2 separate regions of the Homo sapiens genome follow, and region 1 is linked to region 2. The links are chromatin contacts, found by Hi-C or POLR2A ChIA-PET in ENCODE. All regions are on one chromosome and are shown on one strand. The core of a region is the stretch at or near the end of the contact, and the rest is flanking DNA. Distances in the headings are between cores, read along the strand shown.

The links. Hi-C counts contacts between places; a loop is a spot of excess contacts on that map. ChIA-PET counts read pairs that join two places held with the same protein, here RNA polymerase II (POLR2A). Pooled maps may share reads with other maps.
Region 1: a loop to region 2 is called in a pooled map, with 2.0 times the contacts of the local background. The contact joins two enhancer-like sites. A Hi-C loop is called at or near these places in 8 of 37 single-sample maps with no recorded cell type and 10 of 50 pooled maps. POLR2A ChIA-PET finds 5 or more read pairs at or near these places in 8 of 52 experiments (IMR-90, OCI-LY7, Panc1 and 5 more).

The regions. Positions count from the first base shown.
Region 1 is chr10:21,726,263-21,730,205 of GRCh38, reverse strand. MLLT10 (MLLT10 histone lysine methyltransferase DOT1L cofactor) reads right to left here. Exons shown (of 23, transcript NM_001195626.3): 15 at 3,851-3,943; 16 at 2,278-2,350. It overlaps LOC107984214 (a long non-coding RNA gene), which reads left to right. Exons shown (of 2, transcript XR_001747388.2): 2 at 3,143-3,683. Among named protein-coding and RNA genes, the nearest start is that of MLLT10, 190 kb to the right of the region's middle. RefSeq lists an enhancer at 3,183-3,684. Within about 2 kb of position 2,330, at least 2 of the 41 ENCODE cell types and tissues checked have a DNase peak (open chromatin) inside an H3K27ac peak, as active enhancers do.
Region 2 is chr10:21,570,762-21,574,322 of GRCh38, reverse strand. All of the region lies in intron 3 of MLLT10 (MLLT10 histone lysine methyltransferase DOT1L cofactor), which reads right to left. Among named protein-coding and RNA genes, the nearest start is that of MLLT10, 38 kb to the right of the region's middle. Within about 2 kb of position 1,527, at least 4 of the 41 ENCODE cell types and tissues checked have a DNase peak (open chromatin) inside an H3K27ac peak, as active enhancers do.

The sequences.
Region 1 (3,943 bases), core at 1,081-3,580, 160 kb before region 2:
CTCCCACCTCAAGCCTCCTGAGCAGCTGGGACCACAAGAGCACACACTACCACGCACAGCTTTTTTTTGGGCGGGGAGGCGGCGGTGGGGGAGGTTGGGCAGGGGAGACGGAGTTTCACCATGTTGCCCAGCTTAGTCTCCAACTCCTGGGCTGAAGTGTTCCTCCCGCCCAGGCCTCTCTATCTAACTGCTGGGATTATAGGCATGAGCCACCGTGCCCAGCCCCCAAAGCAATTTTTGATCCTTTTACATGAATATTTCTAAAATGTCTTAGATCTATACTTCAAATGATAACCCTTCTAAAACAAACAGCACTTGTATTAAGATGAACATGTAATGTTCTCTACACTTTTTGGTTTAAATAAGTGTGGCCATTTCCGGTCTCCAGCTATCATTCTAACATAATACATTTAAAGAGCTTTAGAATTTCCAATGCGTTTGTATATATCTCATATGATCTCCACAACAACCTAGTGAGAAGTCAAAACCTGGTTTATTGGCTCCATTTTCAAATGAGGAAACAGGACGGAGTTTTAGTGACTTGTCCAAAGACACACTGCTGGTGAGGTGACAAGAGCTGGGCTATACAACTCAGGTCTTCTAACAACCCACTAGTGTTCTTGACACTGCCTTAATATGCGTCTCTGCAAAATTTTCGTAAGATGTTAAACAAATGGGGTTTTTATTCCATATGTAAACATTATGGGCCACATACAGTTGGCCATCCCTCTGCAAATAGTACACTATACCAGGATAATTTAGGCTGTTACATCTCAGGCTGATTTCTAAAGAGTAATATAAAGTTGGAAATAATATGCTAAAAATAATTTAGTACCATTTGTTAAGTCCCATTTAACTAATGAAAAGGAAAAACTATATTAAGCAAAATAGCACTTTCTTAATAATTCTCGGTAGCTTGTAATATTTTAAGTTTAAAAGGGCAACAGAGAAATGCTTCTTCCACTAAACACTGAGCAAACATTAACTTTCTTCTTTGAAAAGAAAAACAACATAGAATTAATCACAGCATAAAATCACAGACTAGTCAGATCATGTTATCATTGTTCTTCAGATTCCTGGTTTCCAAAGAATGGATATTTGATTTTCTGCAGAGTTCAATCAGGGAAAACAATACTACTTTTAGTTCACCCAGGAATTATACAGAAAAAAAGGCATCACTAGATGTACCATTAGAAAATGAAATTAGTGGTTACTGAACTAATCTTTAGGATAAAGAAGATGTTCCTTAACAGACATTCCCCAAATATATCAGCAATACTGTTATTCATGATCTGTCATCACATGAAAAAGTTCATTTTGGAAAAAAAAAAAAAAAAAATTGTAGACATGGAGTCTTGGCATGTTGCCCAGGCTGGTCTTGAACTCCAGGCCTCAAGCAATCCTCCAAACTTGGCCTCCCAAAGCGCTGGGATTATAGACATGAGCCACCACGCCTGACCAAAGTTTTCATTTTTAATCACGTTTCTCCCATTCTTGGAAGAAAGACCCTAGAATGGGCTTTTCTCTTACTCTCCATTGTCACCCAGTCTAACACCATGCTTGAGGGAGGGTTCCTAAATTAGAGAACATGGAGAAAACAAAGAGAACGCACAGAAGGGAAATAAAATTAATAAGGAGATAGCTATCACCAAAGTTCCATTCTCCCCTACAAGCAGACACAGTATCTCATACCACATTCTCCCCATTTAGAACAGAAGGAATATGCAGTTTGATAACCCCAAATATATTAATTAGATTTTAATAAATGGTACCTGAATACTGTCATAAAATGATTTCAAAAAACTTGTAATACATTTGCTATAACTGATTCAAACAATTTAAGAACTAGTAGGAGTTTAGTGATCTACCACACGACTTTACTGAATTAGGAACTAGAGACTAAGGGATTAAGTGCTACACAGAACAGAGCTAAAACTGGAACCCAAACTTGAAAGTCTTGGGTCTACAACTTTAAGAGATCTTAAAACTATTTTATGATCAAAAAGAATTACTCAAATCAGTATACAGGTAATAAATACAAGAGAGTTCGAACTGATTGGAAACCAAAGGAAAGGGATTTGTTTTACTTAGAAATCTAATGGTGTTTAAATTAATATTTAAATTAATTTAGAATCATTTTTCTTGTCTAGACATGCTTCTTATCTGTAGAATGCTTTTATAGCCTCACAAATGTACACTCTACTGATATGAGATAAGAAAGTTTCCAAATCTCAAACGTTTCCTTTGCCTATACTTTGCAGTGTAAATAGCGCTTACCGTGGCGAGAGACTTCCTCGGGGTGAGCTTCCTCTGCCAACTAGGTTGCGGCTATTGTCTCCAAGATCTTGATCTGTAGTGTAAATATTTCAGAGCTGATAAAGTGACTCTCACTAGATAAGAGGTTTTAAACTCTTGCCCTGATTTTTCCTAAAACATACATTAAACCTTTACCACTATCTTTGCAGTTCCCACGAAAATAGAAGATCTAGCATGTTGCTAGTTCAGAATTGCTGAACTGTGGCATGTAAGGCGTTGTCCCTACACGTTTTTGTGGGTGTAGAAGGCCATGGATTATGTTCTGTTCTTTCATTCCTTTCAATTTTACAGCACAGAAGCGTGGTTTGCATTTGCTGTACCCTCCCCTCAGCCACTTTTAATTTCTACGGTTAAAGTAATGAATCACAGCTGTGGACAGCTAATCTGTATGCTTATCACAGCAAATCCGTATGCTTTGTATTTTTTAACACTTTGCATCCCAAGACAAGCCATAAAACACATTTACATAGAGCTGCACACCAAGACTAAAATTATGGTGTTAGACACTAGAGCCTTACACCAAGAATAAAATTACATAAAACACTAAATTTCCAAATTGACAAAAACAAGTAGGAATACAGAATCCTGAATTTTAAAGAAAAAAATTAACTTTTCAAAATATTCCTTAGGTAATATCATATATCTCTGCTTGGAAAGTAACTTGTATTTCCCCTGCAGTTAGTTCCTTATAAAAATCACCTTATCTGGCCTCTTTCAAGGTTGTCCTCCCCTTATTCTGAGTCAGGTAACCTCTGACCCTTAAACGGTAAAGACAGACTGATCCATTCTTGGTGAACTGCTAAATCCATTCCCTTCCCCCAAACAGGCATGACTACTTGGACATGTCAACCAATCCTTAAGGATGCAATGAAACAAAGCAAATCCAGTGGCTCATTAAGACAGTACAAGAGACAAATGCGACAAAACGTCAACTGGTGAACATTCACAGGATTACTAAACACTGCAGAAATTCTCTAACAGGATTTTTTTAACCAAGTTTGTGTAATACAATTTCATGAATTATGCAAATAAAGGTTTAGGCTATTCACAGAAAAGCCCAGTGTTATGTTACTTTCATTGCATAGAACTGAGAACTGAACACATCAATCACAAAAGTCACAGGAGACACTGCTGCATTCCTGCTTGCTGATGGCTCTGTTGAAACATTTCCATTTCAGACAATAAAAAAAAAAAAAAAAAAAAAAAAAGGACATTGCTATTTTGCAGCACAGCATACTATTTACTTCCAACTGTGATTCTTTTTTATTGTAAATTGACAGTTTGTAATTATATAAATTTGGAGTACAAATTGATGTTATGATATATGAATGTAATGTGGAATAATAAAATCAAGCTAGTTAACATAACCAGCACCTGAAATATTTAACATTTTCCAACTGTGAATATTTTTTTAAAGTACAAATCCTCTACTAACCACATCCCTGCATGTTTTCAAATAAAATGAACCAAAAGGGGAAAAAAATTAAAGTAGGTGAGAGTAGGGTTTTAGAGTTAGTAATTCTTGAAAACTTACCTGTTTGATTGTTTTCAGACTGAGCTATAAGAGCTGCCATTGATGAATTTGATCTATTGCCATACATATGAGATGGTGCCTGACTGAGAGAAG
Region 2 (3,561 bases), core at 278-2,777:
GAATAAAATGGGAATTACCTCTACAATCCCAAAGATATTAAGAAGGCCAAAGATTATTATTAATGACTTTATGCTAACCAATTCAACAGCTTAGATGAAAAGAAAAAATTATTTGAAAATGAAACTTATCAAAACTGATAAAACAGAAAATCTGAGAAGCATTTTAAGTTGAATTCATTATCAAAATCCTTCCCAAAAAGAAAACTCTAGACTCAGATTTTTTCACTGATAAGTTCCTTCAAACACTATAAATCAATCTCACACAAGTATTTCCAGAAAACAGAGAAGACAATGCTTCCCAAATCATTTTCTAAGTTTAGCATGAAGAATACCAATGAATATACCAAAAATACCAGCACTTGACAAAAAGCAACAAGATTACAACAAAATCCCTCCCATACAAAGTTGCAAAAATATTTACTATTAGCAATTTAAGTCCAACAATATATAAGAAGAATAGGCCAGTTGTGGTGGCTCACATGGATTACGAAAGTAATCCCAGCACTTTCGGAGGCCAAGGCGGGAGGATCACTTGAGGTCAGGAGACCTGCCTGGCCAACATGGTGAAACCCTGTCTCCACAAAAAAAATTAGCCGGGCATGGTGGCACGTGCCTGTAATCTCAGCTACTTGGGAGTCTGAGGCAGGAGAATCACTTGAACCCAGGAGGTGGAGGTTACACTGAGCAGAGATTGTGCCACTGTACCCATCACTAAAAAAAAAAAAAGAATAATACACCATGACACCAAATGGCATTTAGCGTAACATTTGAAAATAAAACAATGAAATTTACATTAATATCTTTAAAAACATAGCATTATCTCAATAGATACAGAAAAAGCTTTTGAGAAAACTCAATATCCATTCATGACACAAACCCTCAGGAAGCTACTCAGCTGTGTATTCTCCATGGCATGGCATGACTATTCCTCTTGGGGTCTGTGACTATAACAAACTATCTTTTCAATGGCAGTCATGCTGGGTTCTGTTGGCCTTGCCATATCTAAATAGTAATAAAAGCTATATTTGAAAGCAATCTGATAAACTTCATCAATAAAACCCCTACAGCTGACTTATAATTGATGGTGTAACACTGAATGCTCTCCTCTAAGAATGAAAACAAGATTAAGTCCATTCTGTAAGGGAAGAGAATAAAAGGAATTACAAATGGGAAAAAAGAGATAAAACAGTGTTTTATGACAATCATCTATTAGAAAAATCTAAGTAATCTACCTAAAAAACTAGTAGAATTAATATGACTTAAGTAAGGTTGTAAGAAACAGGTCAATATACAAAAATTCTATTTCCAACAAAAAATTAGAAATTTTTATAATACTTTATAATTGCTAAAAAATGTATTTAATATTTTAAAATAGCATCAAAAAAAAGACAAAATATTTAAAAATAATTTTAGGCCAGGCGTGGTGACTCATGCCTGTAATCCCAGCACTTTGGAAGGCCGAAACAGGCAGATCACTTGAGGTCAGGAGTTGACCAGCCTGGCCAACAATGGTGAAACCCTATCTCTACTAAAAACATAAAAATTAGCTGTGCTTAGTGGTACATGCCTGTAATCCCAGCTCCTTGGGAGGCTGAGGCAGGAGAATTGTCTGAACCCAGGAGATGGAGTGAGCAAAGATTGCACCACTGCACTCCAGCGAGGCAACAGAGTAAGACTCTGTCTCAAAAAAACAGGAAAAAAAAAAAGTAATTTTAAAACAGAAGACATGCAAGACCAAAGGCTAAAAGCAACAAACGACTGCTCAGACAAAGCAAAAAAGACCTAAATAAATGGAGAGATATACTATACTAATGATTAAGACTCAATCGTTGTTAAGATGTCAGTTCTCCTCAAACTGATCAACAGACTCAAGACAATTATAATCATGATCCCATCAGCCTTTCTTGGAGAAGACAGAAAAGAGATTATTAGAATTTATATGGAAATGTGAAGGACGGAGAATATGCAGAACTTCGAAAAAGAAGAAAAAGGTTTTAGGACTTGCAATTCTGACTTCAAGACAATATAAAGTTACAAAATTATCAGAATAACAGGGCTAGACAAACAGATTTTTGGAGCAGAATAAAGATTTCTGAAAGATATCCCACTTATGCAGCCATGTGATGTTCCCAAAGCAACCCAGTGAGAAAAAGAGACTGTTTTCAACAAATGGTGAAAAACAACTGGATAGCCATATGCAAAATACTCAAACCTACAAAAATAATTTCAGATGCATCACAGACCTAAATATAAATTAGCAAAAGCAAAACCTTTTAGAGGAAATAAAGGAAATTACCTTCATGACTTCGAGGTTAGGCAAAACTGTCTTAGCTCACAGTAAGCAATAACTACAAAAGAAAACACTGATAAATTAAACTTATCAGATATAAATATTTCTGCTCATCAAAAGGTACAGTTAAAATAAATAGTTAAACCATATAGACTTGGGGAAAGTATTTACAAAACATTTATCAGACACAGGATCAGTATTTAGGACATATAAACACCTTCTGCAACTCAAATAGATGAAAAAAGAAAACAAAGAATAGCAAAGGCTAAATGAACAAACTCATCACAAGAGAACACACGAATGGTCAACACACAAGCTAAAATGTGCTGAATATCATCAGTTATCATGAAAAAGTAAATTAAAACCACAATGATACCACTTCTGGTCAAGATGGAGTGAATAAAGGGGACCAGATATAGCCTCCTTGCACGAAATAATAAAAACCTAATAAAATGAATGAAACAACAGCACTGAAGATATTGGACAAGCAACAAAACACAGTCATCCCTGGAAGACAAAAAACAAATGGGCCGCACGTGTGCCCAGCTTACTGCCTTGAGAGAGTTTCCAGGTCGTGGAACAGGGAGGAGGAACCCAGGCAGAGCCTGTAGTCTCCCCAAGTTGAGGAAATGAAGCTGGAAGTCCAAGGAGGCCAAGGTGCCTAGAGCTCACAAGGGAGACCAGCACTGAGTAGAGAGCTGGAGAGAGAGAGAGAAATGAAGAGATCTACAAAGGCTCACCCTAGAACTTTTGGTTGAATGACAAATCAGCACTTGCAATGTAAAGGAGCTATCCAATGGCAAGATGAGAAATCACCAAAAGAATTAGAGGTAATAGCATCCAGAACTGACATAAGGATGTGAATAGTACCCATACCCAAAAGTCCAAAAGGAAATGATGTGATATAATTTATATCACATTGTAGATATGACATAGGAGTACTAAGAAAGTCTTCAGAAGGAGGAAAAAATTAACCCTAAACACAGCCCTGGTCCAGTCAAAGAAAACATGAAAGACCCAACAGAAAGAAACTGTTTTCAAGCAACTCAATAATGCCACAGAACAAAGTCCACAAATATTTGTAAAAGGCAAACAAAACTAGAGAAACTAGAAAACAAGGTAAAATTCACAGTGGCTAAAAAGTCAATCAAAATTTATAAGACTTACATAGAAGCAGGAAGTTACACCCCATAATGAAACAAAAAATAAACCAATTTTGAAATGAAACAGAAAAGAGAATTAGCAGACAAGTCCTTTAAAACAATTATGAT